Linked DNA regions of Homo sapiens: regions 1, 2 and 3 are each linked to region 4. A link is an interaction called in ENCODE POLR2A ChIA-PET data of the cell type or tissue named here. Cell type or tissue: OCI-LY7. All regions are shown on one strand.

Region 1 (8,000 bases), 190 kb before region 4:
GAGCCTAATGGCCTCGTGGTTCTCCTGGGCACATAATCTCATGCCACAAAACCACTTCTAGTTTTTCCCATTTTCAACTGGTTGGAAGTCCCATTTGCTGGAGTTTTATCATATGTCTCACATTTGTCCTCCGAGTCCAATTCCACTTCTACCGCCTGACCCAGGGCTCATCCAGCCTACTGTAAACCTCCTCACTTGGGCAACGCTTCCTGCCCAGTATATATATAATATACACACCACTGTCAAATATAAAATTCCTTGAATAAAATCCCTGTAATCAGTTAATCTCCATCCCACTTCAGGCATCCTGACCCTGAGCCTGCTTTTTGTCCTATAGCAGACTCCCAAGTCTCGTGATCAACAACTTCCAGCTGAAGCCCAAAATGAGAAAAGGCTTTCCAAAAAACAAACAAACAAAAAAACCTGCTGATAACACATAAGGGAAAGCAAGAAGGTGACAGAGAAAGAGAGGAGATCATGTTCAGGGCCCATGGAGAACCCATGGTCTCCACGACACCAGTGGGATTAGAAAAGGGCTCAAGTACCAGATGTGCAGCTGGCCTAAGGCCTTGCTGTAGGGCCCTGGGAGAGCCATGGCTTGTATGGCTCATTTGTACCTTGTTAGATCATACATTCCAGCAAGGTGAGGAGCACATCTGACTTTTCACCATTATACCCCCAGCCATGTACACAATGCCTCATATAATAAGTATTTGTAGAATCAATGCAGACTCTTTCTAGCCCTGAGAGTTCTGCGATCTCCTCCAGTCCAATACTTGAATTACTGTAGAACAGGATGGCCTCTATCTGCCTAAACTCGTGGGAATTCTCTATAAGTTAGCATAAGGCCCACCTCAGGTAGCAAGTAATTCATCACCACCTTCCACTGCCCCAGTGGTATCTGTTACAAAGATAAGCTGACCCCTTAGGGTCTTCCTTAGGGAAGAGAGTGCAGATTTTGGAAATCAGTCCTTAGTCACAGACTATAAATTCTAGCCCCAACTAACAACAAAAAAAACCAAAGACCCTTGAAGTATCAAGTTCAGATTTACCCAGAACAAAACAAGGGTCCAAAAGTCTTTCAACATGAAAGGATGCTTATCTTTCTGGAAAAATGACATTGAGAAGTCCAAGTAGATAGTCTGGTCCTGCCCATGTCACATCACCCCCTGAATACTAGCATCAGTCTTCAAAGAAGGGATTTATGAACAGGAGTGGTGGCAGGATTTGGTGGCTCCTGAGGTTCTTCTGACCCTAGGATGTTACAAACATTATCAATGATAACAGAAAAACTTATGAAGGAAGCTGGGAGTAGAATTTCTTTGACCCTAACTCTTGGAATTAGGTTTCTTCAAAACTCAACTTGAAACTCACCTTTAAGAAACTGACTATGATGAATGCCTTATCTTTTCTCTAATGCTCAGTACAGTGTTAATTTGCAATTAATGATATTCAATTCAATAAACATCTATTAAATGCAAAATATATTTAAGCTCTGTAAGCACCAAACCTTAAACATGCAGATGCAGAGAACATGATCTCTAACCCCAGGGAGCTTAGAGATGTATGGGAAAGACAGACATACAATATTACGCAAGGTCCTTTGGGTAACAGGGATCAAATGAGTGCTCTAGTACCAAAAGAGGAGAGAACCATTAACAGTTTTTGCAATAATCTGAAATCTTTACATGTGTGAATGGTTTGCTTAGCTGAGGACTGGTCTTCCTTCCACATTCATTTCAGGTCATCTGATACAGAACTATGCCCACAAAAGGCATTCAAAAAAAAACTATCTTTTTTTGCAGGGAGACAGAGTCACACTCTCATTGTCTAGGCTGGAGTGCAGTGGCATGATCTCGGCTCACTGCAGCCTTGACTTCTTGGGTTCAAGAGATCCTCCCACATCAGCCTCCTGAGTAGCTTGGACTACAGGCACATGCCACCATGCCTGGCTAATTTTTCATATTTTTAGTAGAGATGGGGTTTCGCCGTGCTGCCCAGGCTGGTCTTGAACTCCTGGGCTCAAGGGATCCATCTGCCTCGGCCTCCCAAAGTGCTGGGATTACAGGTGCGAGCTACCACACCTGGGCTCAAACTTTCTAAACAGTGTAAATCCATGCTTCATCTTAGTCTTATGCAAATAATAACCCAAGAACCTTTTTTGCTTCACATGTGAGAAAAACAATATAGAAAATGTTAATGAGCAAAAGCCCATCCAGAATAACTTTGGTTTTTTTTGTGGTTTTTTTGTTTGTTTTTGTTTTTGCTTTTGTTTTGAGACGCAGTCTCACTCTGTCGCCCAGGCTGGAGTGCAGTGGCGTGATCTCGGCTCACTGCAACCTCCGCCTCCCTGGTTCAAGCAATTCTCCTGCCTCAGCCTCCCAAGTAGCTGGGATTACAGGCATGTACTGCCACACCCGGCTAATTTTTATATTTTTAGTAGAGACAGGGTTTCACCATGTTGGCCAGGCTGGTCTCGAATTCCTGGACTCAGGTGATTCGCCCACCTTGGCCTCCCAAAGTGCTGGGATTATAGGTGTGAGCCACCGAGCCCGGCCCAGAATAACTTTAGATCCCATACACCCCTACGGGAGAAAATGGTACATAATGACATTGTATGTCTCATATTTCCCCTTGGTGATGACTGGCTTGGATGGCCCATCTATATTCTGCTTCTTAAGGAAAACACTAACAGTGCTACTCATTGCATAATTCAAAGAAGAGAAGGGAAGCATGAAGGGAGAACACAATATGTCTAATTGTTCTGATTGGTACAAGAATAAACACAAGGTCCATGGATGAGATAAGTACAGTCAAAAGAGAAAACTGCCAGTGTGATTTAGTGCTACTAGCAGAAGTAGAAAAAAAAAAAAAAAAAAAAAACAAGAAAAATAGCCAAAGAAAAGAGTCTGCTATAAGACAGAAAGTGGGCACAGGGTCAGGATGCCTGGAGTGGGATAGAGATTTACAGAGAAGCAAGGCATTTTTTTCCCCCAGCAATACAAGCTAATTTAAGGGAAATAGGAATAATTTTAACAGCAAAATGAGAAGTGAAAATAAGTCCTCTTCAACAAACCAGACAAAAGAACTAGTCTTTTGATGGCAGAGATGAAGAGACTTGTATGAGGGCTGTGCTTTCGAAAGTATAAAATAGCAGCAAATTCTATTTATTTGTTTGTTTATTTGAGACAGAGGCTGGCTCTGTTGCCCAGGCTGGAGTGCAATGGCATGATCTCGGCTCACTGCAACCTCTGTCTCCCAGGTTCAAGCGATTCTCCTGCGCCAGCCTCCCCAAGTAGCTGGGATTACAGGCACCTGCCACCACGCCTGGTTAATTTTTTTGTATTTTTAGTAGAGATGAGGTTTCATCATGTTGGCCAGGCTGGTCTTGAACTCCTGAACTCAGGTGATCTGCCTGCCTCGGCCTCCCAAAGTGCTGGAATTACAGGCGTGAGCCACAGCGCCTGGCCTCAGTTTATTTACTGAGAACCTAAAATGGCTCTCAAACCTGGCTGCACACTTAGAATCACCTGGGAATTTTAAAAAAAAATGCCAATGGCTGGGCTAGACTTCTAAAATGTGCAGGACAGGAGATGAATCCAGGGGAGAAAAGAAAACCATCATGTCCTTGTGGGGCTCCCAAGCTCAGAGTCTAGTGGGAGAGGCAGACACAGTGAATCAGAATGGCACAGAAACACTGGCAGAAGTGCTAGAATGGATTTACAAACAAGTGGGACCAAGACAAGCTGGGCAGCCTGGAAGCAGAGAACAAGGACAAGAACTGAGGCAATGAGAATGGTCAAGGGCAGACTTGCTGAGCGTAAAGGAAGAGAAGAGGGAGAGAGGAAAGCTGTGCTCATGGAAGAGAATATACAGGAATTAGAGCTTGGAACAAACCCTGCCCCTCCAACATCTACTGAACAGTGATATGAGGTGTGAGGCAAGACAGCACCCACTGAGTGACAGGGGCAGAAAGGAGGGGCAGGTGATCAACCGCTTGTGAGGCCCGACTGCCATCAGGGCGGAAGTGGATGTCCCCAAGGAAGACGGTAGAAGTTGAGTGAAGGCAGGATGGTGAGGCAGTAGCTGACCACTGAGGAGAGAGGTAACGTGGCCCAAGTACTACAATTTGTTTCCAAATCTGGGGCGCTATTAATAAATTACACCAGGACCCCAGGCATAACTCCAGACGACAGTCACCTTCATGGAGTTTTAGACTCTAATACAAATGAGAAAGAGCATTGTAGGCAGGTGAGGGGATGAACTCTGAATGAGGTGGGAGGTAGAAATGAGAAAAGGAGCAGCATGTAGATGACGCTTCCAGAAAGCTGCTGTTTAGACATAAGCTCTATTGGCATGAACTCAGGGGAAAGTAGACCTAAACCCTTAGCAAGAATATGGAAAGAAATCATATTTCTGACATATCATTTTTACTCTTTCAAACTCAAGTCCTTAAAATGGCCAAAATGGTTTCTCTATGCCTCAACACCAGGGAGATATTAGGGTAACATATACTTTTCCCTATAAAATGCAAATGATGTTTTTCCTTTTAAGGAATGAATGAATTGAGCATTAGGCGTTGTGTAGTCCAGCCTCTGCGTTCTGCTACATCTCAGGTTATCTACTCCCTCCTAGCATACTGCTTATAACAGGGAACTCACTTTGTCACAAGGGAGCCATTCCTTATTTTGCCTGACATGTTCAAGTGGAACTCAGAGAGAGGTGGAACAGAGCAAGCATGGGCCATGTGACACTTAAGCTGTTCCCTAGTGACGAAAGCTCCCTGGATCTCGGTTTCCTGACACATGTGAAAATCTTTGCAAAGTATAAAGAGTGACACAAGAGCTGGTTGTTGTTATTGTCATCATCGTGATTATATGGCCTGGTCCGAATCCCTGAGGGACAATGTGACCAGGAGAGCTGCTTAATTACACTCATGTGCATTTGTCATGCGACCCAGCGCCATCCTCGAGTGCCAAGGAGCCACTCCTAGTCCCTGCTGCCTCAGGTGAAACCCCCTGGCAGCAGCTCACACACTTGGAGGGGGTCCAAGGGGAGGGATGCCAAGGCCCCGGGGTGTGTCTGAGGAAGGAGGCCTTGCCCAGACTTCAGTATCGGGCCTCAGTCTGTTCAATCTTGCCAGCATGGCCCCGTGTAACCTGGCCGAAGTGCTCCACACAGCTGAGAGCGACTCCCTGACATACAACCTGTGGGCACAGAGAGGGCACGTGAGACCTGGTGTGCCTACCTCTAGTCTAGGCACTTCAAATCTGTAGAAAAGACAAACTTGCCACCTAGCTTGTACATTGGTTAACAGAATGAGCTACAATCTCATCTTGGGCTGTTTTGTCAAGAGTACAAAGCCATGTACTAGATGAGTGGCTCTCACACCTGTCTGCACATTTAGAATCACCTGGGAATTTAAAAGAAAATGCCGATGTCTGGGCCAGACTCCATACCCATTAAATCACAATTTGGGGGTGGGGAATGGGCACAGGAAATCAGTGCTTTTACAATGTCCCTAGGTTTTTCCAGTGTGTAGGCTGAGAATCAGTGATTTAAGAGGAACGCTTCTCAAGCTTTAATGTGCATGCTTCTCACTTAGGGATTTTGTGAAAATGCCAATTCAAATTCAGTAGGTCTGGGGCAAGTCTGAGATTCTACACTTCTAAGAGGTTCCCAGGTGATGCCAATGCCGCTACTCCGTGGACCATACTTTGAGTCACAAGGTTCCTGAAAACGATAAGCTCCTTGAAAATGAGGATTCTTATCTTCACACCTCTGTCTCCATCTAATTCCTGCCGTAGTGCCCGGAACATGTCAATTCTGAATAAATGTTGACTGAATAGATGAATGACCCAATCTTCCTCCAGACTGTTGTTCCACTTCTCTCCACTTTCAAACATCAGAAGTGAGGTCAAACTGAACAAGGGGGAAGCAGGTATAGAATTCCTACACAAAGGAAGCTTCATCTATATGATCAGGCTTTACCTGCTGATCTGTTCTGAATTTATTATTTATTCAAAATTGTGGCAAAAACTTTAAAATTACCCCAAAAAGGAAGGCTACATTTTCTCAGGCATTGTAAGTGTCTTCTTTGAGTTCAAATGGGAACATGCAGCTTAGAAACAGACATTTCAAACCAAAAACTGAAAACATAAAAATGGGTACACCACTTGATGCAAACGAAAAAGAAATGTATTCTGCTCAGTCACTTCTGGTGGTCAGCTGCCCCCAGGCTCCCCAGTCCCAATTTCCCAGAAGTTATCCAGCATGGCTGTTCTTCATGACCTTCCCTGATATCATTTGAGGAGAAAATGAGTGTTGGACAATTTGGGTGAGGCTGTTAAGTGAGCCTCAGCATGCCCCCAGAGGGCCTCACACCCTCAGCATCCACCAGCAGTATGGAAACAGGCATTTAATATTTGCTAATGAACGCCTTCTGCATAGAGCTTAGGGGTGGGGGCTATTGAGCGAAAGTTCCATGGAAGCCGGGGCCCAGAAGCACTCATCTCTGCCTCTGCTTGTTAACACCTCCCCAAGAGATGCAATTATTCTGCATGGCTGGGATTTCTCTCAGAATTTTCTACATCCCCATAAATCAGTTACTAAAGGAGGCTCAGCCACATATCATGGTTTATAAGGTAAGAAGAAAAAACGAGGACTACACTGACTACTATTCAGTGTCAGAAGCAATGCCTGGCAGGCCAAAAGTAAAGAAAGAAGCCTGAGGAGACAGTCCTAGGGACGAGCTTACTCAAGAAAACACTACATTCCAAATGCCAACATCACAGGATAACTAAGGCTTAGGCAGTCATTCACTTTTTTTTTTTTTTTTTAGACGGGGCCTCACTCTGTTGCCCAGGCTGGAGTGCAGTGGCATTCCAAAGTAGAGCCATTGTTGAACGTCTTTATACAGAAGGATAAATACATCATGGCTCACTGCAGCCTTGACCTCTCAGGCTCAAGCAATCCTTCCACTCAGTCTCTCGAGCAGCCAAGACTACAGGCATACTCCATCATGCATGGCTAATTTTTTAATTTTTTGTAGAGTCAGGGTCTTGCCATGTTACCCAGGCTAGTCTCAAATTCCTAAACTCAAGTGATCTGCCCGCCTCGGCCCTCCAAAGTGCTGGGATTACAGGTGTGAGCCACCACGCCTGACTGGCAGTCACTCACTCTTTTGTAATACAACGAAGTCATGACCCAGAGTGGAACTACTTACAAAAAATCCTGGCTTCTTAGCAGGCAACAATTTACAGGCTTTGCTATACTAACTTTTGCTTTTTTCTTTTTACATACTATATAACTAGCAACAAGAAACTGGGTGGATAACACACAAAAAAACAGTAAACACATTTCCTCTTGGGGATGCCAATATTAACTGAAGCAGGTATCAATGCCTGAAAACTGTACTCAGAAACACCCCTATGTCTTCTTCAAGCCACCTCACATTTTCCTGCTTCTTCACAGATCTAGTCATTTGCGATTATATTATCTCAACAGTTGCTGAGCAACTGTGCATGCTGTTGTTCAAAGACTGGATTTTGTTGTCTTCCCTGAAAGAGTGTTGAGTTCTGCTATGGTAGGCAGGTTACTTGCAGGTCAGCTTGACTGGTCAAGGCTTGGGTTTTTAGGCTTTGTTACAATGGGTCTAGGGTAGTGCTGTTCCTGTGGCTGGCTTTTCTGGGTTCTCAACTGGATGCCAGAAGTTCTCAACACGAGGATAGCACCTCGTGTTTTTCTACTCTGCTTAGCTAGAACTCTAACATCTCCCATTACTGGTGATCTCTGGGATATCCACTCAGCTCACAGCCCCTCCAAGTTCTTATTTTCTGCCAGGCCTCGTAGAGTCTTGCCCTACTGATGCCTGGCTTAGTATTTGGCCAAATCATCTAGATCTATACATTTCTGACACTCTTTCCTTGTGTAGCTCATTCTTTTGCAGTTCCCTGCCCTGAAAATTTGAGCCACCCCAGCAGTCCTGAATTACAGCTTGT
Region 2 (8,000 bases), 400 kb before region 4:
ATATTGCACATAGAAAACCCTAAGGAATTCAATAAAACCCATTAGAGCTAATACATGAGTTCAGCAAGGTTGTAAGTTACAAAATCAACATTTACAACTCAAGTGTATTTCTAATACATTATCAGTGAACATCCAAAAGTGAAATTAAAAAAACTCCAGTATCAAAATAATAAAATCCTTAGGTATGTACTTAATAAAAGAAGTACAAAATTTGTACACTGAAACTACAAAACTATCATTGAAAGAAATTCAAGAAAACCTAAGTAAATAGAAATCCATCTTGTGTTCATGGATTGGAAGCCAGGATGGTTAATATGGCAATGCTCTCCAAATTGATCTAGATATCCAACGTATTCCCTGTCAAAGTCCTAGCTGCCATTTTTCTACAGAAATTGATAAGCTGATCCTAATATTTACGTGGAAATGCAAGCATCCACAATAACCAAAACAATCTTGAAAAACAAGAACGAAGTTGGAGGGCTCACATTTCCTGATTTTACAACTTACTACAAAGCTACAGTAATAGAGAAAGCATGGTGCTTGCATTAAGAATAGACATACAAAACAATGGAACGGAATTGAGAGTCCAGAAATAAACTCCTACATTTGTGGTCAACTGATTTCCAAAAAGAGTACCAAGACCACTCAATCAGGGAAAGAATAGTCTTTTCAAGAATAGTCTTTTCAACAAATGGTGCTAGGACAACCACATATCCACGTTAAAGAATAAAGTTGGAACCCCTACCTTACACCACATCCAAAAATGAATTCAAAATGGGTCAAAAACCTAAACATATAAAAGTTAAAACTATAAAACTCTTGGAAGAAAACATAAAAACCATAGAACACCTCAGGCTAGACAAAGCTTCTAAGACAAGAGCCAAAGGCACAAATGACAAAAGAAATAAATAGGTAAGTTGTACTTCATCCAAATTAAAAACTTTCGTGCTGCAAGTGATACCATCGAGAGAGTGAAAAGACAACCTACAGGATGGGAAAAAGCATTTGCAAATCATATCTGATAAAGAACTTACATAGAGAAAAAATATATCACATATATATGTATATATCACTCTTAAAATCAATAATAAAATGATAAATAACCCAATTATAAGTGGGCAAAGTTTGGAGATAGCTGGCAAACACCACTTTCACCAGATGATCCACGTTAACATCACCAATGATGACACAGAAATATTGTGTCCCTTGTTATGAGGCACTGAGAAGGACACAACATCATTTCTGTGATATTCCTGCCAAATACATAACATCAGTGTACTCATGAGGAAACGATAAACAAATCCAAGTCAAAGGACTACCCAAAATAAACTGTCTGTACTCTTGGAAAGTATTAAGTCAAAAAAGACAAAGACTGATGATGAACTCTTTCAGGTGAAAGGAGACTATGCAGACGTGACAACTCAATGCAACATGTGATCCTGGATTGGAACGTGGACCAGAGGAAAAACCTTTTGTTTTGCTATAAAAGACATCATTGGGACACTAAGTAAAATTTGGATAAATGTTGTAGATTATAGTACTATATCTATCTTAATTTCCTCATTAGATAACTGTACTGTAATTACACAAGTCAGTATCCTTGTTTTTACGAAATACACTCAAGTATTTACAGGTAATGGAGCATTGTCTACAACTTACTTTTAAACAGTTCAGAAAAAATAACCATATGCATAGAGCGAGAATGTAAAACCAATGTGGTAAGGGGTAAACCCTGAGAAATTCTGTGTGAAACGTATATGGAAATTCTTTGTATTGTATTTTGAAACTTTCCTATGGCTGTAAATATTTTCAAAAATAAAAAGTTTAATTTTTTTAATTGGACTAAGAATTTGAATAGACATTTCTCCAGAGGTATATAAATGGCCAATAAGCACATGAAATGATGCTCAGTATCATTAGTCGTCAGGAAAATGCGAATCAAAACCACAATGAGATCCCACCTCACATCCACTAGGATTACAATACTCAAAAGACAGATAATAACTAGTGTTGGCAAGGACGTGGAGAAATTGGAAGCCACATACATTGCTAATGGGAATATAAAATGGGAAAATGGTCTGGCAGTTCCTCAAAAGGTTAAACGTAGAGTTACCATAAGACCCAGCAATTTGACTCCAAGAGAAATAAAAACATGTCCTCACAAATACTTGCACGTGAATGTTCAGGGAAGTACAATTCATAATTGTCAAAAAGTGCAAACAATCCAAATGCCTATTGGCTGAAAAACAGATAAACTGTGGTATAGCCATACAAAAGAATATCATTCAGCCACAAAAAGAAATGAAGTACTGATACGTGTTACACATGGATAAACCTTAAAAAAATTACGCTAAGTGAAAGAAGCCAGTCACAAGAGACCACATACTGTATGATTCCACTTATATGAAATGGCCAGAATAGGCAGAGCCATAGAGACACAAAGATTAATGGTTACCTAGGGCTGGGGCCAAGATGGGGCGAGGTTGAGGGAATGAGGAATGACTCTATGGATAGTGTGTTTCTTGTGGGGGTGACGAAAATATTCTAAAACTAGATTATGGTGTTGGTTGGAAAACTATGACTATACTAAAAAATGCTGAATGTTATGTTATTTATTTTTTTGAAGTGGAGTTTCGCTCTTGTTCCCCAGGCTGGGGTGCAATGGCACAATCTCAGCTCACTGCAACCTCCACTTCCCGGGTTCAAGTGATTCTCCTGCCTCAGCCTCTCAAGTAGCTGGGATTACAGGCATGCGCCACCACACCCGGCTAATTTTGTATTTTTAGTAGAGGCAGGGTTTCTCCATGTTGGTCAGGCTGGTCTCAAACTCCTAACCTCAGGTGATCCACCCTCCTCAGCCTCCCAAAGTGCTGAGATTACAGGCGTGAGCTACTGCACCTGGCCAAGTTGTGTATTTTAAATGGCTGAATTACCTGCTATGTGAATTACAGAAATTTTAGAGCTTTTTTGAGATGTAAGTTAACATTTCAAGAAAGACAGTAATAGCAAGTAAATATCTTTCAGAACAAAGGCCCTTTAAAAATGATTCGCCATAATTACATTGCAAATACCTGAATTGGCTGTAACTCACCTACTGCACTGCTCTTCGGTGGAAAAGTAGATTTGAAAGTCATCAGAATTATCATGGACATAAAGAAAACAACACCTTTCATCAAACTTTGATAGGCTGTAAAATTTCAAAGCATAATGTTTATACATAAGTTATGATACCCACTCTAAATCTGCAAGACAATCTTTTCTTCTATTTTATCAATTCCTGAAAGATTCATTAATGTTTTAAACAAACACCCCCCGAGTCTGCCTTTTATTTCTCTATGAAATTTAAATACCAGAGACATTTATCTTGCTTATATTTGAGTTTGTATTTATCAACTGACCTTAATATGAACTTACTCTTAATATAATTCAGTGCTAAGCAAAGCATACGGGCAACAGAAAGGGGAATAAAATATGGTTCTCTGTCCTCAAGGGGCTTATAATCTCATGAAAAAGAAAGGCAAGGTATTTGTGAAATAATTTATTGTGGTATTAAGGGAATTTCTAGATTCGGAAAGTATCAGGACACAGTATTTGTGGCCACACAAGGGAAATGGAAATAAACATGGCACTGTAGCTCAAGAAAGGCCTTTAAATGTTTGTTATCTGGTCCATCTCCACCCAGGGTCTGTACCTGATTCTACAGCTCATCCAACAAGCAATATTCAGCTTGCCTGGACATAGCCAGTGACAGGAAATCTGCTAGTAGATTGTATGTCAGAGAGCAGTGGCCCTCATGCCAGGAGGTATTATGGAGAGGAAGGCTAGATTCTCTTCTATCATTGTCCCTTCAAACAACTGAAGCCACTTTATCTCATCCTTTCTAAGTTATCTCTTGCTGAGATCCAAACTGTCCTAGACCATTCTTTATGTTATAGATTGCATGACAAACACTGGGTTGGAACACCAAGAGTACAGAGGAGATTCAAAAAGAATTAGAACTAGATTATAAGTGAGCAGGTTTTGAAAATCAATCTGTAAAGCAACCACCACAGTTAGTTGGAGAGCCTCTGGAACGCTCAAAGTATACTCTTCAGGTCACATGGGTCCCGGGGAGGGGTGGGGCGAGGATGATACGCCCTCAGGCCCTTTGTAAATCCCCACTGATGGCTGAAATGGCACCTAGAGGTATCTCTATGAGGAGGCACAAACAGAAGGATCTTGACTACCTGCTCTAACACAACTTAATTACTAAGTAACACATTTTTGAAAATCTTCACAAGGCACAGTGGCTCATGCCTGTAATCCTAGCATTTTGGGAGGCTGACGCGGGCGGATCACTTGAGGTCAGGAGTTCGAGACCAGCCTGACCAACATGGCAAAACCCTGACTCTACAAAAAATACAAAAATCAGCCAGGCATTGTGCCACACACCTGTAGTCCCAGCTACTCTGGAGGCTGAGGCAGGAGAATCGCTTGAACCTGGGAGGCAGAGGTTGCAGTGAGCCGAGATCGTGCCACTGTACTCCAGCCTGGGTGACAGAGCAAGACAAAAAAATAAAATAAAATAAAATAATTTAAAAAATAAAAATACATATTTTACTAGCAGATTTTCTGTCACTAGCTATGCTCAGGCAAGCTGAATATTGCTTGCTGGATGAGCTGTAGAGTCAGGTACACACACTGGGTGGAGATGGACCAGATAACATTTAAAGAAAGGCCTTTCTTGAGCTACAGTGCCGTGTTTATTTCCATTTCCCTCGTGTGGCCACAAATACTGTGTCCTGATATTTTCCGAGTCTAGAAATTCTTGTAATACCACAATAAATTATTTCTCAAATACCTTACCTTTCCTTTTCATGAGACTATAAACTCCTTGAGGACAGAGACCATATTTTATTCCCTTTTCTGCTGCTTTGTGTATGCTTTGCTGAGTGTATTTCAAATTGCCTTGTATTTCCTGGGCAGTATCATCCCAATGCACTACTTTGTACTTAAATTATTTCCCTCCTTTTAAGTGATGTTGATGGTATCCTAATTTCAATACTGATGTTTCCAGGACAGGATCACACTATGTCTAGAAGTAACTGGGGATTCATTCAGTGGCTGAGGTAGCCTCAGAGTCAGAGAAAGGAATGTTCTAGTACAAGCCCTTTATTTGAAGAAAATAGGGAAGAAACTGAGACTTAGAGAAGCTGAGTGACTTTCCTAACATCACCCAGCAAAGAGAGATTAGAACTCACATCTACTTCACAGCCAGTCTCACCCTCGAATGAGCTGCCAGGGTGACAAGTGCAGCTGAGATGTTTAGCCCTGCTTGGGTAAGGCCACACAGCTCAGGCTCAAACTGTCATCACTCCTGAACCAAAATGCAAGAGCTACTCCTCTCCCGAGAATACACCACCTCATGCCCTCCCTGAAAAAAATCTCCCAGCTCCATTACTCTGTTCACAAGACCCCAACCCGAGTGTTGCCACTAATCATCTCCTGGCTTCAGTTCTCAGAGTCACTGAGCACTTGAACATCTTTGGCTCAAAAAAGATACATCTTCTCTTCCTACCGATCACTTCTTTAAAAAAAATGGCACAAGTGAGTTTAGTCTGCTGAATATGAGCAAAGCTACTCTATTATAATAACCCAAGAAGTTCTCACTAGGAGTACACTAGTATTAATAACTAGCTCAGGAAGGACAACATAATAGAGAGTCCACTTTGGATTCCATTAAAAATAAGAACATTCCATATTATGAGTAAGTGGAAACATTAAAGTGCATAAAACATTATCATCATTTGCATTAAAATAGTAACTCCATTTTCTCCTATGTTCTTACCTTATTCCCTTTATGGAAGAGGCTGTAAAATTCCATTCGTGCATCTGTTTCTGCAAGTTATCAAAGACAGAAGTCAATAGTTTGAGTTTTTTAAAGCAAATGATTTTTTTTGTTTCATTCTATGGTCAATCATTTCTGCTATTTTACCTGCAGTGGTGATTTTTTTACGGGTTACAGCAATACACCTTGTATAACATGGAACACCAGAAACATTTTCTTATGTATTATAAAAATTCATTTGTATCTCTAATCCAGTTTAAATGATGTAAATTTGAAATAATCTAAGTTTCAGATAGAAATAATAAGCATAGAATAAACACACAGTGAGTGGCTTTTCATCTTCTGTCAACATAGTAGGCAAACTCTAAAACAAGCATGGGACTAGCCCACCTAAGTTGAGTGACTTGCAAAAATGTTGGGAGAGGCAAGACTGCGACAGACACCTTTCAGCATTCATCAGTCTTCCTTTTCTCCCTGAACATAGAGCTGAACTACAATTCCCAGCCTCCCTTGCAGCTAGAGAGATATACAGTGGAGTTTTGGCCAATGGGATGTGAGCAGGAATGCTGTGCATCACCTGCAGGCCTGACTCAAAAACTCCACAGCAACCCTCTATTTCCTCTTTCCCCATCCACTGCAAGATGGAATGCCCCCCACCGCCACCCTCTGCAACCTGGATATGACATGAGGCATAGATAAACTTTTATCATGTTAAGATATTGAGATTTGGGGGCTGTTTGTTTTAGAAGCTAGCCTACCATGACTAATAAAAAAACTAACTGGGATTTCAAACAGCACCCAAGTTGCACTTACAAACAAAAACTAACTCGGTCCCCTCCCTTCACTACCACTACACTTTGCACAAAGCTAAGCCTGAGAAGGAACATCTGAAACTCCAGTTTTGGAAAATCCATAGGCAATAACATCAATACATCACAATTGCAGAAAATAATTTTAAGTAGGAAAATCCATTTGGGCCAGGCGTGGTGGCTTACACCTGTAATCCCAGCGCTCTGGGAGGCCGAGGTGTGGGGGCGATCACTTGAGGTCAGGAGTTCGAGATCAGCCTGGCCAACATGCTGAAACCCCGTCTCTACTAAAAATACAAAAATGAGCTGAGCATGGTAGCACACGCCTGTAGTCCCAGCAACTCAGGAGGCTGAGATGGGACAATCAGTTGAACCTGGGAGGCAGAGGTTCCAGTGAGCCAAAATCACTCCACTGCACTCCAGCCTAGGTGACAGAATGAGACCCTGCCTCAAAAAAAAAAAAAAATTCCATTTGGTTGGCCTGAGGAATGTCACAAGTGACCAACTAAGCCACCCAGGGAAGAAAAGTATGAGAACCATGTGACTGAGCATTTGGCTCAAGAGAACTGCCATGAATAGGCACATGACTAGTTTCTTGCCATCCTGGAGCAATGACAACAGGAACAGACTGGGAAGATGGTTTCCGATGGGAGAAGTTTTAGTCATACGTGTTGATCAAGCACCTACTATGTATGTGCTAGGCAAAGTACTAATACTGAAGACACAGCAGAGAACCACAAAGTTCCTGCCCTCATGGGCCTTGCATGTGAGTGAAGAGAGATGGACAATAGATTAAATAGTAAAATCATACCATGGGGGGCGGTGAAAAGTGTTATGAAGACAAATAAAGTAGGGAAGGGCATTAAGATAGGGCAGGGGGTCACGTTGTTCAACAGGATGTTCAGGGTAGGCGTCGCTGATGACTTCTGAACAGAAAGCTAAAGTGGGGGAAGAAGGAAGCCACGTGGATGCCTGGGGGAAGAGTTCCAGGCAGAGGGAACAGCAAGTGCAAAGGCCCTGAGGAGGGGTGTGCCTGGCACGTTCGGGGACCAACAAAGAGGCAAATATGGCTACAGTGGAGTGAGCGGGATGGGAGTAGAAGAGGAGGTTGGAGAGCTCATGGGCAAATCATGCAGGACTTCTAGGCCACCCTCGGGATGTCAGCTTTGACTCTGCGTGAGACAGGAAGCCACTGGAGGCTTCTCATAAGAGGGTAGGAGAATATGAAAGCCAGCAAATCACATCCAACTGCATAGAAAGGCTAAGTGTACTTCAGAGGAGACATGAGTCCAAAGTCATGCAGAGAGGATAGTGGCAGACAGCAGGAGTCGGCCTTTGGATTCAGGCACAGAAATGGGAGCCAG
Region 3 (8,000 bases), 100 kb after region 4:
AGGTGGGACTACAGGTGTGCCACCACACCCGGATGAAAAATGAGCATTTTTGTATATGTAGGTATGTACACCTATATGTGTATATATACATATATAGAGACAGAAACAGAGTAGAAAAGTGTATGTGTGTGCATGCAAAGTGGGTATATATGTGCCAAAAGTACACAAGGATTTTTTTCTCCAGAGACAGGGTCTCACTGTGTCGCCCAAGCTGGAGTGGTATGATCACGGTTCACTGCAGCCTTGACCTCCTGGGTTCAAGTGATCCTCCCACCTCAGCCTTCTGAATAGCTGGGACCACAGGTGCGCACCACCATGCCCAGCTAATTTTTTTTTCTAATGTTTTGTAGAGACAGGGTCTCACTATGTTGCCCAGGCTGGTCTCAAACTCCTGGACTCAAATGATCCTCCCCCTCCTCAGCCTCCCAAAGTGCTGGGATTACAGGCGTGAGCCACTGTGCCTGAACACAAGGACTAAGACCAAACTGTTAACCATGCTTACCACTGAGTAGTAGGCATACAGGTCATTTTAATGTTCTTCTTTATACTTTCCCATATTTTCTAGGATTTCTTTCCCGTATCAAGCATGCATTACTCATAACCAGAAAATAATTACTTCCATTTCGTGTAAAGAAGTAACTTTTTAAAATGAGCATCTGAGACCTTAGGGGCTAACTGCAGCAAGCAGCTGTCACCAAAATTTACACATGTAGGAGTTAGAACGGCTAAGAAAAAATATGTCAACTATCTTTATTAACTAACGCTCTCCAGAATGTGGTTTAGGTATACATGTTCTAGAAGTATGTTGGAGCCATTGCTATAAATCTACATATCGTGTTCTCTTTAGATTCTTGTTTTGAACTAAGGTCTATGAGGCCAGAACATCTTGGCGGGCGCTGCATGTCATCTGGTTTCTAGGCAGTATTTTAGAAAGGCAGCTCAATTCCCCTTCTTGCCCAATAGGTGGGGCAAGAAAGCTTTAGAAGAGTCCCCACCTGCTAAAACATGAACAGGAAGAGACCAAATTGCAGAAAAACCAGTTAGAGCGGTTCAGAAGTCATCCCCATCCAGTTGGGTGGGATGTATGCTAAAATTTTCCTAGGGTGAAAACTGTTTCCAGAGAGTTTTCTAGAGAATACCAAGTTGAGAGTCTATAAAATCTGTTTCAATACCTGACAATCACACTGTAACCAGGACTTTTTTCTAGCGTTTGAAATTAAAATAGCTCAGGTTGAAATGCTGAGATATCATTTTTCATGGGTCAGATTGGCAAAATTCAAAAGCTTGTCAATACACTGCTGGCCAGACTGTGGGGTAAGTGGCACTCTCATCCACTGCTGGGGGAAATGCACCCTGGTCCAACTCCCATGGAGAAGGGCTGGCAATATCTAACAACATTCCATATACATTTTACCCTTCGGCCCAGCAATCTCACTTTTTTTTTTTTTTTTTTGGAATTTACTCTGAAGATTCACTTCCAACAATATGAAAATAAATATGCACAAGGTTATTGATTACAGCATGATTTGTAATTGCAAAATGTCAAACTACCTAAATGTCCAAATATAAGAGTGTGGTTGAATAAGTTATGATAACAGCTACACAGTGGAGTACTATGCAGCTATAAGGAAGAATGAGGCCAGGCATGGTGGCTCACGCCCATAATCCCAGCACTTTGGAAGGCCAAGGCAGGCAGATCACCTGAGGTCAAGAGTTTGAGACCAGCCTGGCTAACATGGTGAAACCCTCTCTCTACTAAAAATACAAAATTAGCTGGGTGTGGTGGCAGGCGCCTGTAATCCTAGCTACTTGGGAGGCCCAGGCAGGAGAATCGCTTGAACCCAGGAGGTGGAGGTTGCAGTGAGCCAAGATTGTGCCACTGCACTCCAGCCTGGGCGACAGAGCAAGACTCCGTGTCAAAAAAAAAAGACAATCGCACAAACTGGTATGGAACAATTTCCAAGATTTCTTAAGTGAAAAAAGCAAAGTGCAAAAGAGAATATAGAAGATGCTGCTTTCTGTATATGGAAAAAAACGGGGAGGGGGGGCGGAATAAGAAAACATACATATATCTGCTTGTCTATACCAAAAAATACACAGGAATGAGAAACCCGAAGTTGGTCACCTACAAGGAGTGGGAAGGAATAGTATTGAAGGAATACAGGAGGAAGTGACACTTCCCTGAGCATACCTTTTGGTATAGTTTGATTTGAGGAAGTATGTTAATGTTCTACATATTGAAAAAAATCAAATCAAATAAACATGGATGGTGGGGAGAGCTACCACTGAAAACAAGTTGGAAAAAACAACTGTATTTCTAATGAAGAACATGACCATATCACAGGGGTAGGAGTGGAGGAGACTAATGCAAGTAATTTATGTACACAGTATTTGTCCATATACCTTCTGTCTTTGGGGCATGGCACTGAAGAACCGCAAACAAATCCTGAACTATTTTTAGTAGGTTTGTTTCCTGCTGTGGTATAAGTGAAGCAATTCCGAAACTACTTTAGATGTATTATGGGATTGAGCAAATGATTAAATCGTTTGATGTTGGGAGCCAGGGTTCTCACTGTGGAGGAAGGGACATACAAATATCAAACAGGAGAAGGCAAGGAAGAATCCTATGGAGATGGATGGTAGGTGCCAGTGTGACCTCATCATTTCTAAAATATGTATATATATGCATGTATGTGTGTGTGTGTGTTTCCTAGATATGGCTGCTGAAAATGCTTATAAGCAAAGACACTCCAGTAGCAATGGGCACTAGGGCCCAAGTCTTGGACTCTAATACCATCCCCCACTAAAAGGAACCAGGACTCCTTAGAAAAATGAATGATTTCAAGCCTGGGGCAGGGAATGTCCAAGATAAAGACCAAAACATTTTGTTATGCATCAGAGCAAAGAAGTGCTAAAAAGAAATGATAGGTGCATATCACAATTTGCAATTGCAAAAATATGGAACCAGCTCAAATGCCCATCAGTCAACGAGTGGATGAAGAAAATGTGGTACACACACACACACACACACACACACACACACACACACAATGGAATACTACTGAGTCATAAAAAGGAATGAAATAACGAAAAAGGAATGAAATAATGGCATTCGTAGCAACCTGGATGGAATTGGAGACTTTTTTTTTTTGAGACAGAGTCTCACTCTGTCACCCAGGCTGGAGTGCAGTGGTGTGATCTCACCTCACTGCAACCTCCACCTTCTGGGTTCCAGTGATCCTCCTGCCTCAGCTTCCCAAGTAGCTGGGATTACAGGCATGAGCCACCACGCCCAGCTAATTTTTTTTTTTTTTTTTTGTATTTTTAGTAGAGACGGTGTTTCTCCATGTTGTCCAGGATGGTCTCGAACTCCTGGCCTCAGGTGATCCACCCACCTCAGCCTCCCAAAGTGCTGGGATTACAGGCATGAGCCACTGCACCTGGCTGGAGACTATTACTCTAAGTGAAGTAACTCAGGAATGGAAAACCAATATTGTATGTTCTTACTCATGCGTGGGAGCTAAGCTATGAGGATGCAAAGGCATAAGAATGATACAATGGACTTTGGGGACTTGAGGCAAAGGGTGGGGGGTGGCAAGGGATACTGTAGATTGGTTACAGTGTACACTGCTTGGTGATGGGTGCGCCAAAATCTCAGAAATCACCACTAAAGAACTTATTCACGTAACCAAACACCACCTGTTTCCCAAAAACCTACTGAAATAAAAAAGATAAAGTCAAAAAAGGAATGATAGGTCCATATCAAGAGGACACAGCAATCAGCTTAAAGGGGCTCCCACTGGCCAAAGCTAGGATCATTTGAGCTCCCAAATAATCAAGGACAATAATGAATTATAAGCCACTGAAAAAGTAGAAATGAATCCATATCAATAATAAATAGACAAATAAGCAGGGAAGAAGGGAGGAGTCTTGCTTACAGCAGAATGCCAATGCCAGCTGGTAAGTGTAGAGGGAGCACTGGAGTTAGAAAATCATCATTTTGCCACCATAGCCATGAAGATTGGTTTGGACCAAAATCATCAACATGCCTGGGCATGATGGCTCGCACCTGTAATCTCAGCACTTTGGGAGGCCAAGGTAGGAGGATTGCTTGAGGTCAGGAGTTCAAGACCAGCCTGGACAACATAAGGAGACCCCCCCACCGCCCCCCACCATCTCTTAAAAAAAAAAAAAGCCAGGTGCAGTGGCATGCACCTGTGGTCCCAACTACTCGGGAGGCTGATGTGGGAAGATCGTTTGAGCCCAGGAGGTTGAGATTGCAGTCAGCCATGATTGTGCCACTGCACTCCAGCCTGGGCAACAGACGGAGACTCTGTCTCAAAAAAAAAAAAAAAAAAGAAAAGAAAAGAAAAGAAAAGAAAGAAAGAATGGAGGCCCTCTTTAAAAACCAGAATGGTCTTCATTTTGGGTTTGTCTGATGATTCTTTATGATTATATTCAAGTGCTGCATTCCCAGCCAACATACCATATTAGTGATGCTGTGTTATCTATTGTTAGCAGTGGAGAATCCATATCCGTGTCACACGGCACCAAAATATCTTCCGGCAATGAACCTGTACGGGTCTGCAGCAACCTCAATTACTGCCTCCTCAGAAGAAAAAATTGGACTGAGAGGCATAAGGCAGAAGGAGAGATGGAGGCAAGTTTTAGAGCAGGAATGAAAGTTTATTTAAAAAGTTTAGAGCAGGAATGAAATGAAGTATACTTGGAAGAAAGCCAAGCAGTCGACCTGAAAAGCAAGTGCACGGTTTGACCTTTTGACTTGGGGTTTTATAGGTTGGCATACTTCTGGGGTCTTGCGTTACTCCTCCCAACTCCTGAGATCTTATCGGGAAGCTGCTGATCACCATTATTTTAGAGAGACAGTTAACCACCGCCTGACTATCACCTGATGGTTGCCTGACACTCCTGGTATGTGGGTCGGGGGAGCCCTCTCCTGCCCTGCTCATACCAGACTAGCTACCCACTGTAACAGTATCACACTGATGTCCATCTGCTCCTCCTTGGTGATGTTAATTTCCATCCCCTAGTCAAGGAGTTGTCTGTTCTTTCCACTGTATAATTGCTGTTTTTCCTTCCTGCCTTGCAATAAATAAGCGATCTGTGAGAAGACACTTTTACACATTGAAATGTCCTGCTCATCAAAATTGCCTCATATATTTAGTATCTATTGATGACTCTATTTTTTTTTTTTTTTTTTTGCCTTAAGTGATCTTCCTGCCTCAGCTTTCCTAAGTGCTGGGATTACAGGCATGAGCCACCATGCCTGGCCAAAATATATATATATTTAATTATCATGGATACATAATAGTTGTATATATTTGTAGGCAACATGTGATATTTTGATATAAGCATACAATGTGTAATGATCACATCAGGGTAATTGGGATATGCATCACCTTAAGCATTTATTATTTGTGTTAGAAACATTCCAGTTCCAGCTGGGTGCCGTGGCTCACGCCTGTAATCCCAGCACTTTGGGAGGCCAAGGCGGGTGGATCACTTGAGGTCAGGAGTTTGAGACCAGCCTGGCTAATATGGTGAAACTCCATCTCTACTAAAAATACAAAAATTAGCTGGGCATGGTGGTGCATGCCTGTAATCCCAGCTACTCCAACAGCTGAGGCAGGAGAATCACTGGAACCTGGAAGGCGGAGGTTGCAGTGAGCCAAGATTGCCACTGCACTCTAGCCTGGGCGACAAGGGGAGACTCCGTCTCAAAAAAAAAAAGAAAAGAAAAAAAAAAGAAACATTCCAGTTCCACTCTTTCCTTTTGAATGGATAAAGGAAACATGGTGCATATACACAATGGACTATTATTCAGCCATAAAAATAATGAAATCCTGTCATTTGCAACAACATGGATAGAAACTGGAGGACTTATGTGAAGTCAAATAAGCCAGGCACAGAAAGACAAATATCACATGGTCTCACTCATATGTGAGAGCTAAAAAAAAAACACACACACACAAAACCTGAATTCATGGAGCTAGAGTAGCATGGTTACGAGGCTGGGAAGGGTGGTGGGGAGGGGCGGGTAAGGAGGAGATGATTAATGGGTACAAAAATAGGTTGATACATGGAGTAAGACCTAGTGTTCCATAGCATAATAGGGTGACTATAATTCACCTCCAAGCCTCTTAGTGAAAAGGAAAATTACAAGACCTCTGTTCTCGAAATGCTAAGAATTTGAAGTGGAAAAAGGTGAACTAAAGTATTGGTAGAAATGCCCATACGGAAAAATAGGTAGAATGTGGATCAATGGCAGGGAGGGAAGAGGCTGGGGAGGTGAATGAATACGCCAAGGCTTGGGGTCAGAAGGAAGCCCACCGAGGGTGGCCAATGACACGTCTTCTCACATAGCACCTGGCCCAGAGCAGATGCACAGAGCCTGATGGTTCATCCCTGCATCTTCAGGAAACCATGAAACAAAGGTCTCCTGGGAGAGCTGCTGGGAGACAAGGTTGGGTAGTAGAAAACCTGAAGGGCAGCCCACCTCCCCACCTTTCTCTTCAAGCAGTTCATAAGCCAGGTGCTAGAATTTGAACTTTTTTTTTTTTTTTTTCTGTGGGTACCAGGAAGCCACTATAAGATTTTGCTTAAGAAGGTGGCTTTTGGTAGCCACAGTGGCTCAGGCCGGTTGTCTTGGCGCACACGGAGGTGAGGCTACACATTCGAGGCCAACCTGGTCAACGTTGACCAAAAAAAAAAAAAAAAAAAAAAAAAAAAGAAGCTGGCCCTTTAGCCATTCAGCAAGTATCTTTCTTTCTTAGTTCTGAGTCAGGCACTGATCTAGATAGAGGGGGAGAGATAGACAGGTCCTTATTTGACGTGCTTAATCTTAAGCAGGGGTGTGTTTGGGTATTCTGGGAACCCAGAGGAGGGGCAGCTAACTCAGCGAGGCTAGGTTGGGAAGGCCACCAATCTGAGTCTTGTTTATCCAGATGGTCACCTGAGTTGTTGACACCTTTTGGCTATTGTGAATAATGCTGCAATTAAAGTTGCCATACAAGTGTCTGAGTCCCTGTCTTCGATTCTTTGGGGGAACACACCCATGAGAGGAATCGCTGGGCCACATGGTAATCCTATGTTTAGCTTTTTGAACATTATTTTGGGAACTTTTTTTCACCATAGTTGTTAAGAGACTATTAAGTTAGTGGCATTGTGTTCCCTGCAATCACTTGCAGAAACTGTCATCAGGGAGAACTCAACATTAAAGTCTATTTCTTCTTTACTAAATATTATAATGAGTATCATTAGAAGGGATTAGAATTTGGGATGAGAATTTACATTAGAAAATTATTTGTAAAGTTCTATCTACTTTTTAACATCTTAAATGATGTGTACATCAAAACAAACAAAACCCTTAAATTTTATTTATTTATTTGAGACAGAGTCTCACTCTGTTGTCTAGGCTGGAGTGCAGTGGTGCGATCTGGGCTCACTGCAACCTCCACCTCCCTGGTTGAAGCAATTCTCCTGCCTCAGCCTCCTGAGTGGCTGGGATTACAGGCACGCACCACCACACCCAGCTAATTTTTGTATTTTTAGTAGAGACGGGGTTTCACCATGTTGGCCAGCCTGGTCTCAAACTCCTGACCTCAGGTGATCCGCCCACCTCTGCCTCCCAAAGTGCTGGGATTATAGGCATGAGCCACTGTGCCCAGCCAAAACCCCTAAATTTTAATATAATTCAGGATTTCATAAAACATTTTTAAGGCCGGACAAGGTGGCCTTAAAAATGTAATAAAGTATAATCTCAACTACCAAAACAATAAAGCCCAGAAAAAAGACTAATGAGAAAATACCAAAATGTTAGTCTGCACTAAATATTTATGAGCAGTGGGATTATAGACAAATTTTTCTCCCTTTTACATACTATTCTATCTACTTTGTCAAGGACAAAAATTCAACAAACTGAGTTTCAAAGATCTGATTGGCTTTTATTAGTGATTCATGAACCAGGCAGCATCCAATCT
Region 4 (8,000 bases):
TTTGAAACCAGCCTGGCCAACATGGAGAAACCCTGTCTCTACTAAGAATACAGAAAAATTAGCTGGGCATGATGGCAGGTGCCTGTAATCCCAGCTACTTGGGAGACTGAGACAGAAGGATCACTTGAACCCAGGAGGCAGAGGTTGCAGTGATCCAAGATCACACCACTGCACTCCAGCCTGAGCGACAGAGCAAGGCTCTGTCTCGGGGAGGGGTGGCCAGTGGGGAACATGCCTGGAGGCTCAGTGCGGTGGCTCATGCCTGTAATCCCAGCACTTTGGGAGACCCAGGTGGGCGGATCACTTGAGGCCAGGAGTTCGAGACCAGCCTGGCCAACACAAGGAAACCCGGTCTCTACCAAGAAAACACAAAAATTAGCCAGTTGTGGTGGCGCATGTCTGTAGTCCCAGCTACTCGAGAGGCTGAGGCACAAGAATCACTGGAACCTGGGAGGCGCAGGTTGCAGTGAGCCAAGATTGCACCACTGCACTCCAAAATATTAAAATAAAATAAAAATAAATAAAAACCTTGCCTGGGAGCAGGTGCTCATTCAGGAGAGGTCACAGATTGAAGGAACTTTCCTCCATCCACATGTGACGGTGCGGCATACCCCTGCTTAGAATCCTGCCTCAGTGGTTCCCAATTACCCCAAAAGTCCAAGTTCCTTTCAAGGGCGTGCAAGATCCCTCTCACCTTCTGGCCTTGCTTCCCATTTTACTCTGGCAAGGCTTATTTCTAGGTACTCATCAAGCTGTAGGCCTCTGTTCACACTCACACTATACCCTCATTCTCACTCGCTCTGGGCTCTGGCCCGTCCTCTTCACCTGATCAAATTCCTTCCTCTTCTGCCCCAGGCTCTTAGGTCCCCCTCCCTTTGTGCTCCCTTAGCGTACTGGGCACGCACCACAACGGGTTGGAAAAGTGTGCTTCCAGGTCAGTCTCTCCCCTCATGCTCTCCCCCGGGGCCCAGAACAGCTCTCAAGACATAGCAGACACTCAACAGATGCCCACTGGACTGGGCTAATCTTTCTCTTTCGGGAAGGGCACCAATCTCTCCCACAGGGCACTGTGTCATTGAGGTTGGGGGCGTGAGAGCCAGAGGCAGGTTCCAGGAGTCCTTGCTCTCATCCACACCCACCTTCCTCCAGCGACTTCAGACTCAGTACAGGACACAGGGGGCAGCTTGCACTGGCAGCTTCCACAACGTGCAGGAAATCCCTTATCCAGATCACACTTAGCGCTCTGCTTCTCGGCTCCAACCCTCCCTGACACAGAAGTTCATGGTGACAATGCACAACATCTCTCACCGTAGAAGCTTCAGAAAAGGAAGACAGGGAATGTCCAACTTTTTTTATTTTTCTGATTGTGAGGTTTCCCTTATTTATTTTAGAGACATTGTCTCACTATGTTGTCCAGGCTGGTCTCTAACTCCTGGGCTCAGGCAATCCTCCCACACCCCAGCCTCCCAAGTGCCAAGCCAGGCACACACCACCATGCCTGGCTAATTTTTAAATTTAGTGTAGAGACAAGGTCTCGCTATGTTGGCCAGGTTGGTCTCAAACCCCTGGTCTCAAGTGATCCTCCTGCCTTGACCTCCCAAAGCACTGGAATTACAGGCATAGGCCACCACACCCAGCCCCTTATTTTTTTAATCCTTAGATAATGTAAGGAGTTAAGAAAAGTCACACACGCAACACTGGGAAACACTTGGTTTTAAAGAAAGACTCCAAGTTAAAAGAGAGACACAATAGCTTGAGGAGGGCGAAAGCTAAGTCTCTACCTGGTGTCTTATCTTCCTGCTTGACCTCAGGGGAAAAGATTAATAGTAAGATTTACGAAATGTTAAGAAGACACTTGCTGGGGTGTCTCAGTTATCAAAAAAAATAAAATAAAATAAAATCATACCGTGAAAGTGGCAAAACTCCATGGTGGTATCTGCTTTATCACAACAAAGACATCCCCTGGCCCTTCTTTCTAACCTGTCCTGGCTCCCCACACACTGCTAGAAATGAAACCCCAGGCTGGGCACAGTGGCTCACGCCTGTAATCCCAACACTTTGGGAGGCCGAGGCAGGCGGATCACGAGGTCAGGAGATCGAGACCATCCTGACTAACACGGTGAAACCTCATCTCTACTAAAAATACAAAAAATTAGCCAGGCATGGTGGCGGGTGCCTGTAATCCCAGTTACTCGGGAGGCTGAGGCAGGAGAATCAGTTGAACTCGGGAGGCAGAGGTTGCAGTAGGCTAAGATCGCGCCACCGCACTCCAGCCTGGGCGACAGAGTGAGAATCCATATTAAAAAAAAAGGAAAAAGAAATGAAACCCCAAACCCAGGAGCGTAGGAAAGAGCTGAAATAACACTTTAAATATTCACGATGGTAATTGCAACTCCTACCTCATAATCATGACTTCTCTTTTCCATATTTGGGCCCCGGCTTCCCTGGAGGCACTCCAGGGGCCTTCACAGACATTATCTAATGCTAGGCAGGTCAGCAAGCTAACCATTAAGTACTCTTTTTTTCCTCCACTCTCTCTGATCTAAGCCAGTTTGGACATACTCATAAAGAACTAGTGAGTTCCCTTCCAAGATGGGTGGCTGCTAAGATAGCTCATGTAGTTTTGGAGTGGAAGCCCTTAGGATGTCAAAAAGCTTAACTTTAAACATCTCAATCTGATTCCAACAGTGAAGTTTTCAAAGCTGTCATTACTCCCCCATCCCCAATAAACAAAGCTGGCAGATGTATTATCAAATGATTTCTATAGCTTTTTTTTTTTTCCCCAAATACCTGCTGGTTTCACCCCTGCAGAGATCTGATTCAATAGGTCTGGTGTGGCTGTGAGAAACTGTGTTGTTTAAACTCCCCCAGGTGATCCACACAGCCAGAAGATAGAGAGCTAGGTCTAAAGTGTCAGAAATTATTGCTACTAAAAGGAGGATCGACTGGGAGCTTCTTAGAACTGCAGAATCTCAGCTTCCCCAAACCTACCCGCCCCCAGCCCAAACCCTACCCCCCCCCCCCCACCCGCTGCCATCACAATCTGCCTTTTAACAAGATCCTAGGAAGAAGGGCACATCTGAGTTTAGGCAGCCTAAGGCTACACTGTCGTCTGGCCTCAGAATCTTCTAGGGTTTTTGTTTTTTGTTTGTTTCCCCTTTACAAATGGGAGGGCACAATCAAAATTCACATTCCAGTTTTTTCCAGGATCTTTATTGATGAACAACAGAGTCAAATCCTGCTCTCACCCTCACCATCCTCCTAGAAAACATGACTAGTCAGATTAAATGTAAAGGGAGTCAAAAATGAGACAAAGCCTGTTTTTTAAATTAAAGCAATACATTGTTCCATTTGTGCTGGCAGCATCGGCACTTGCATTACTGCGCATGTTTAAAGCTGCCAGTCGAAATCAGCTCTAGATAGTCAAAGCAGCAGAACCTGCAAAATCTTTTAGCGTTAAAGGGCTTTATGTGGAACCAAAGCATTCCACGGTAAATAATTTGTGGAGCTAATGAGAACTACTAATTGCATCCATTCTTAAAAATCAACATACTTGAAACTTTTTAAAGATTCATGTGCTTATTTCCCTTGTTCAAATAACATCATAAGGCATCCACAGGAAGTTGTGGTTTCAATTAAGACATGGCTGCATATTAAAAAAAAAAAAAAAAAAACACCTCACAGTACCCTATCACAGAGCTCAGCCAAGACTCCCAGAAGTTCTCCGAACCTGACAGATTTGGGTGCCCCTCATGCTAATTACCGTCTGGTTTGAGGTTTGTGAACATAGCCAAGGCCACCCAGACAATGCTATACCATAGTACAATTAGGGGTGAGAGAACACAGACTCTGGAGTTAAGCCACCCACCAGCCCACGTCGAGACCTGCCATTTACAATCTGTGCTCCCTTGGGCAACTTACTTAATGTCTCTGGTCCCTGGGAAGTGCTATATAAAAATTTGCTGTTTGCTGTTTTCCTCATCTAACATGCAGTCCCATGAATGGTACAGATAAAGGAACTATGCACACAGTGGGTGCTCAGTTATTGCTAATGGTTGAAGAACTCTCCATTCACCTGGTATTTCCCTCAATGAATATATCATTACCAAATACCAGCAACCTTTTGGTGTATCAAGAAAGGTACTCTTGGGAAGGTGTTTTTCTTCCCCTAATGGTGAAAAACAAAAACCAATGGATACAAGCATCTTCTTAATCCAATGTAACAGTCTCCCTCTCCAGTCATGTACTTAATATGGTTCATTTATTTTATGTCTCATATCTTCTCAAAAAATAAACACTACTATAGAAAAAGTATGAAAAGCATTTGAGCAGGTGAAAAATGCAGTCTACAAAACAGTAGACTGGGCCAGGCACAGTAGTTTATGCCCGTAATCCCAGCACTTTGGGAGGCTGAGGCAGGTGGATCACTTGAGGTCAGGAGTTCGAGACCAGCCTGGCCAACATGGTGAAACCCTGTCTCTACTAAAATACAAAAATTAGCTGGGCATGGTGGTGTGCACCTGTAATCCCAGCTACTTGGGAGGCTGAGGCAGGAGAATCGCTTGAACCAGGGAAGCGGAGGTTGCACTGAGCCGAGTTCGCGCCACTGCACTCCAGCCTGGGCGACACAGCGAGACTCCATCTCAAAAACAAAACAACCCACTAGACTGGTACCAATTACTTAACAGTTATTGAGATCACAAAAAGTGATTTCCAGAATGTTCCAGGTAGGGAAGTGTCAGACAACATTGCCCTCACGGTATTAATACTATACAATAACACTGTATAGTATTCTGCTGTGTAGTAAGACACAGCAGAAATTGGGACGTTGCAACTATTTACCCATTTTCATCTATTTTAAGCACTCATGACAAATGAACAAGTGATAGATAGTTCAACATGCATTTACTAAATCCATTTCCTTAGGCAGTTTCAGCAGCCAATGTTTTCACATAAACTTAGTACGTGAATTTTACAACTATGTTTGGTTTTCGGTTTTCTTTTTCATCAGAGGCTCCACTTTTAAGAATACCTGTCCTTCTAATTAGTTCTCACAACACAATCCTGGGAAGTCAGGCTGCCAGAGTTCAAATAACTGGGTTGACCCTTAATAGATCTGCAATCTTCAAGTCAGGCAACCTCTCTGAGCTTCAGTTTTCCCATCTATAACATAGGAATAATCACTACTTGGGGCAAGGGATGGAGGGTAAGGAGTAGCTGAGTTAATACAAAGAACAATACAGTTGCACTGGATAAATGATGCAGTATCTACTCACAATTGCAAATTCACATTCCTTTTCACCCTGTACCAGGTCCTGAAGTGGTTACAAACAAGATCTAACAGATTCTCCTTGTCCCTCAAAATGGAGGAAGACAGGTAATTCTTACACATGTTTAAAGAAAACTCACCCACCACTTTATCCCTAGAGGTTGGCCATGACAGCAACACAATTGTAAAGCTTGCTGTAATCAGCACCATGCCCATAGCGTTTTTACCTTCCAAGGCAACAGTGCAGACCGAGGGAGGATCCAACCTTGTTCACGCCTCTGGGCAATTATGCTTCTTGTTCTCTGCTTGGATGGCTCTTAGCAATGGCAGGAGCCTCTTCCTCATCATTCACGTGTGGGCTCCAACTTCTCCTCACCTGAAACAGCCCACACACTCCACCAGCCACTCTAGCCACTCTAGCCTTTTCCTCTCCTGTGTTTCTTCATGGCTGCATGTTTCACTATCTATAATTATCTTTTCACTTGTCTGTGGTTAAGCTCTCTGTACTCTGTTGGAGTGTAAGCTCTCTAAAAGCTCAGACCTTGTTAAGCTCATTCTGAAATGGCTCCTAAAATGGCACCTGTCACAGAAAGGGCACTCAGTGGACAGAGCTAGGTAAGATACATGTGTGTTTTGATCGTTGCAGCAGCTATATCGCATTTGCATCTGGTTCTACTGAGTGTTTTGTCTCTTCAGACTGCTTTTACCTGCCTTTTGGCATGCCTTGTAATTTTTGGTTGAAAGCCAGACATTTCATAGAAGGTAGCAGATACTAAGGTAAATGAGCCCTTAGTGTGGAACTGATATTAATCTAGTCAGGAGTTGAGCTGCGTTGAGGTTTGTTGTTCCTATGAACATCAAAAACTTCAAATTCCTCTAGTGACCTTTTTTGTCCCCTCTCTTGGCTTTGGGGCTTTCCTTTATGCTGTTCCCAGTGTGAGCCTGTCTCTTGCAGCTCTCCCTGCTGTAACCCACTGTTATTCCTGGGGGCTTGCTAGCCTGCAGGTGGGGTGAGGGAAGAAGGGCAGTTCTCTAATATTTCAAGTCTCAGTCTCTAAAATATACACAGCGGGCCTGTGTCTTGAAGGTGTAGGCTTCACAACGTATTTGCCCTAGGGATACAGCTCCTCCCACCCCAAACCCCCAGCTGTAGCAGGTATCACCAATGTTCTCAGTCTACCACCCGCTTAAAGACCTTTTTTTTTAGGTGAGATGGAGTGGGGAAGGGGCTGAAGGGGAGCTCCATCCCCCATCTGCAATGGTTAATTCACCAGGGCCCTCAGACCATAGCCTTCCTCTGCAGAATAAGCCTTTTGCTCCTTAAAGGAGAAGGGTCTAAGTAGATTGCTCAGTGGTTCCTGAGCCAGCACCATGAGTTTTCTCTGAATTTTCCCTCACCCTCCCAGTTAGAGCCAAATGGGGTTCCTGGAAGAAAAGCCTGCAAAGGGATAGGACCCCCTCCCCCACAACTGCTGCCCTCAAGACTTCACACTCTCAAGTTAGCCCACACTCAGCCTCCAGCAATTTGTCAAATTTTCTAGCTTAATCTTCCTACCTACTTCTATGGGGTCTGGTGGCTTCTGCTCCTGTAAACAAATGCTCAGGTCCTGTCCTGTGTCTCAGAAGGCACCTCTTTCCAGATTTTGAAATGGTCGTTTGCTCTGCAAACTCAGTTCTCTGTTAATTTCCAATCTGTCCAGATTTTTTCTTGGAAGCGTGGGAGGGACATCTTTGCAGCTCTCTACATCTCTGAGCTGAAATCAGAAGTCTACTTATTTATTTTTTTAAGGATCAGAAGTAAGTATGACAAAATGGCAACATTTGATAGAACTAGGTAGTGGGTAGCTAGATGTTGGTTATATGCTCTTTTATATTTTCATGGTTCAGTAACATTTCAAATTATAAAATTAAGTTGTAGGTGGCCATGGTAGAAAAGAGTACTATAATATAAATAGACTGAGGTATGTGTACAGCACTTGGTTCTTGTTCAATAACTTACAGAAATCACCTGAATTTTAAAATACAACCAGCATTTTTGGCAACGCTTCAGAAATTGTCCTGAAAAAATATAAATCACTCCAATACACCATTAAATGTCAGTATCAGCCAGGCACGGTAGCTCACGCCTGTAATCCCCACACTTTGGGAGGCCGAGGCAGGCAGATCACGAGGTCAGGAGATCAAGACCATCCTGGCCAACATGGTGAAACCCTGTCTCTACTAAAATACAAAAAATTAGCTGGGTGTGGTGGCGTGCACCTGTAATCCCAGCTACTCGGGAGGCTGAGGCAGGAGAATCACTTGAACCCGGGAGGCGGAGGTTGCAGTGAGCCGAGATCGCACCACTGCACTCCAGCCTGGCGACAGAGCAAGACTTGTCTCAAAAAAAGAAAGAAAGAAAAAAAAAGTCAGTATCAAGGGAAAGGAGAAACTGAAATGGAAAAATTAATGTTCTAAAAGAAAACAAATGTATCTTAAAATGTGCATGTTTATAAATCAAAGTATATGAAAATTACATGTTAATTGATTCACTATTCTTTAAACTGATATCCAACCATCATTAATATTCATGGAAAACGATAATTAATAATGCATGTGCCAGCAGACCATAGGTCAACCAGCAAGTGCCAGATCCCAGATTGCAGTACATTATGCAACACCTAGTAACCAAACATCTTAAACCTTCAGACGGCCATGCTTCCTTTTACCCACATTCCTAATTTAATATAAT

The links. Peaks named below come from ENCODE experiments on the same cell type or tissue, not always from the same donor. Only the 100,000 strongest peaks of a DNase experiment are listed, where the experiment ranks them.
Region 1: POLR2A ChIA-PET joins it to region 4 with 9 read pairs; 2 of 35 experiments call an interaction of 5 or more read pairs at or near these places.
Region 2: POLR2A ChIA-PET joins it to region 4 with 5 read pairs; 2 of 35 experiments call an interaction of 5 or more read pairs at or near these places.
Region 3: POLR2A ChIA-PET joins it to region 4 with 7 read pairs; 2 of 35 experiments call an interaction of 5 or more read pairs at or near these places.

What each region holds. Positions count from the first base shown.
Region 1 is chrX:19,609,096-19,617,095 of GRCh38, forward strand. The region is part of intron 8 of SH3KBP1 (SH3 domain containing kinase binding protein 1); the gene reads right to left. Among named protein-coding and RNA genes, the nearest start is that of MAP3K15, 98 kb to the left of the region's middle. In OCI-LY7, no CTCF peak of the experiment used is centred here; a DNase peak (open chromatin) is centred at 3,076; H3K27ac peaks cover 1,510 bases.
Region 2 is chrX:19,404,097-19,412,096 of GRCh38, forward strand. It overlaps MAP3K15 (mitogen-activated protein kinase kinase kinase 15), which reads right to left. Exons shown (of 29, transcript NM_001001671.4): 12 at 5,828-5,877; 13 at 3,092-3,187. Among named protein-coding and RNA genes, the nearest start is that of PDHA1, 64 kb to the left of the region's middle. In OCI-LY7, no CTCF peak of the experiment used is centred here; no DNase peak of the experiment used is centred here.
Region 3 is chrX:19,904,009-19,912,008 of GRCh38, forward strand. No RefSeq gene overlaps it. Among named protein-coding and RNA genes, the nearest start is that of SH3KBP1, 20 kb to the left of the region's middle. In OCI-LY7, CTCF peaks have their summits at 961 and 1,172; a DNase peak (open chromatin) is centred at 963.
Region 4 is chrX:19,801,871-19,809,870 of GRCh38, forward strand. All of the region lies in intron 2 of SH3KBP1 (SH3 domain containing kinase binding protein 1), which reads right to left. Among named protein-coding and RNA genes, the nearest start is that of SH3KBP1, 82 kb to the right of the region's middle. RefSeq lists an enhancer at 692-1,612. In OCI-LY7, no CTCF peak of the experiment used is centred here; DNase peaks (open chromatin) are centred at 3,391 and 3,651; H3K4me3 peaks cover 2,388 bases; H3K27ac peaks cover 5,072 bases.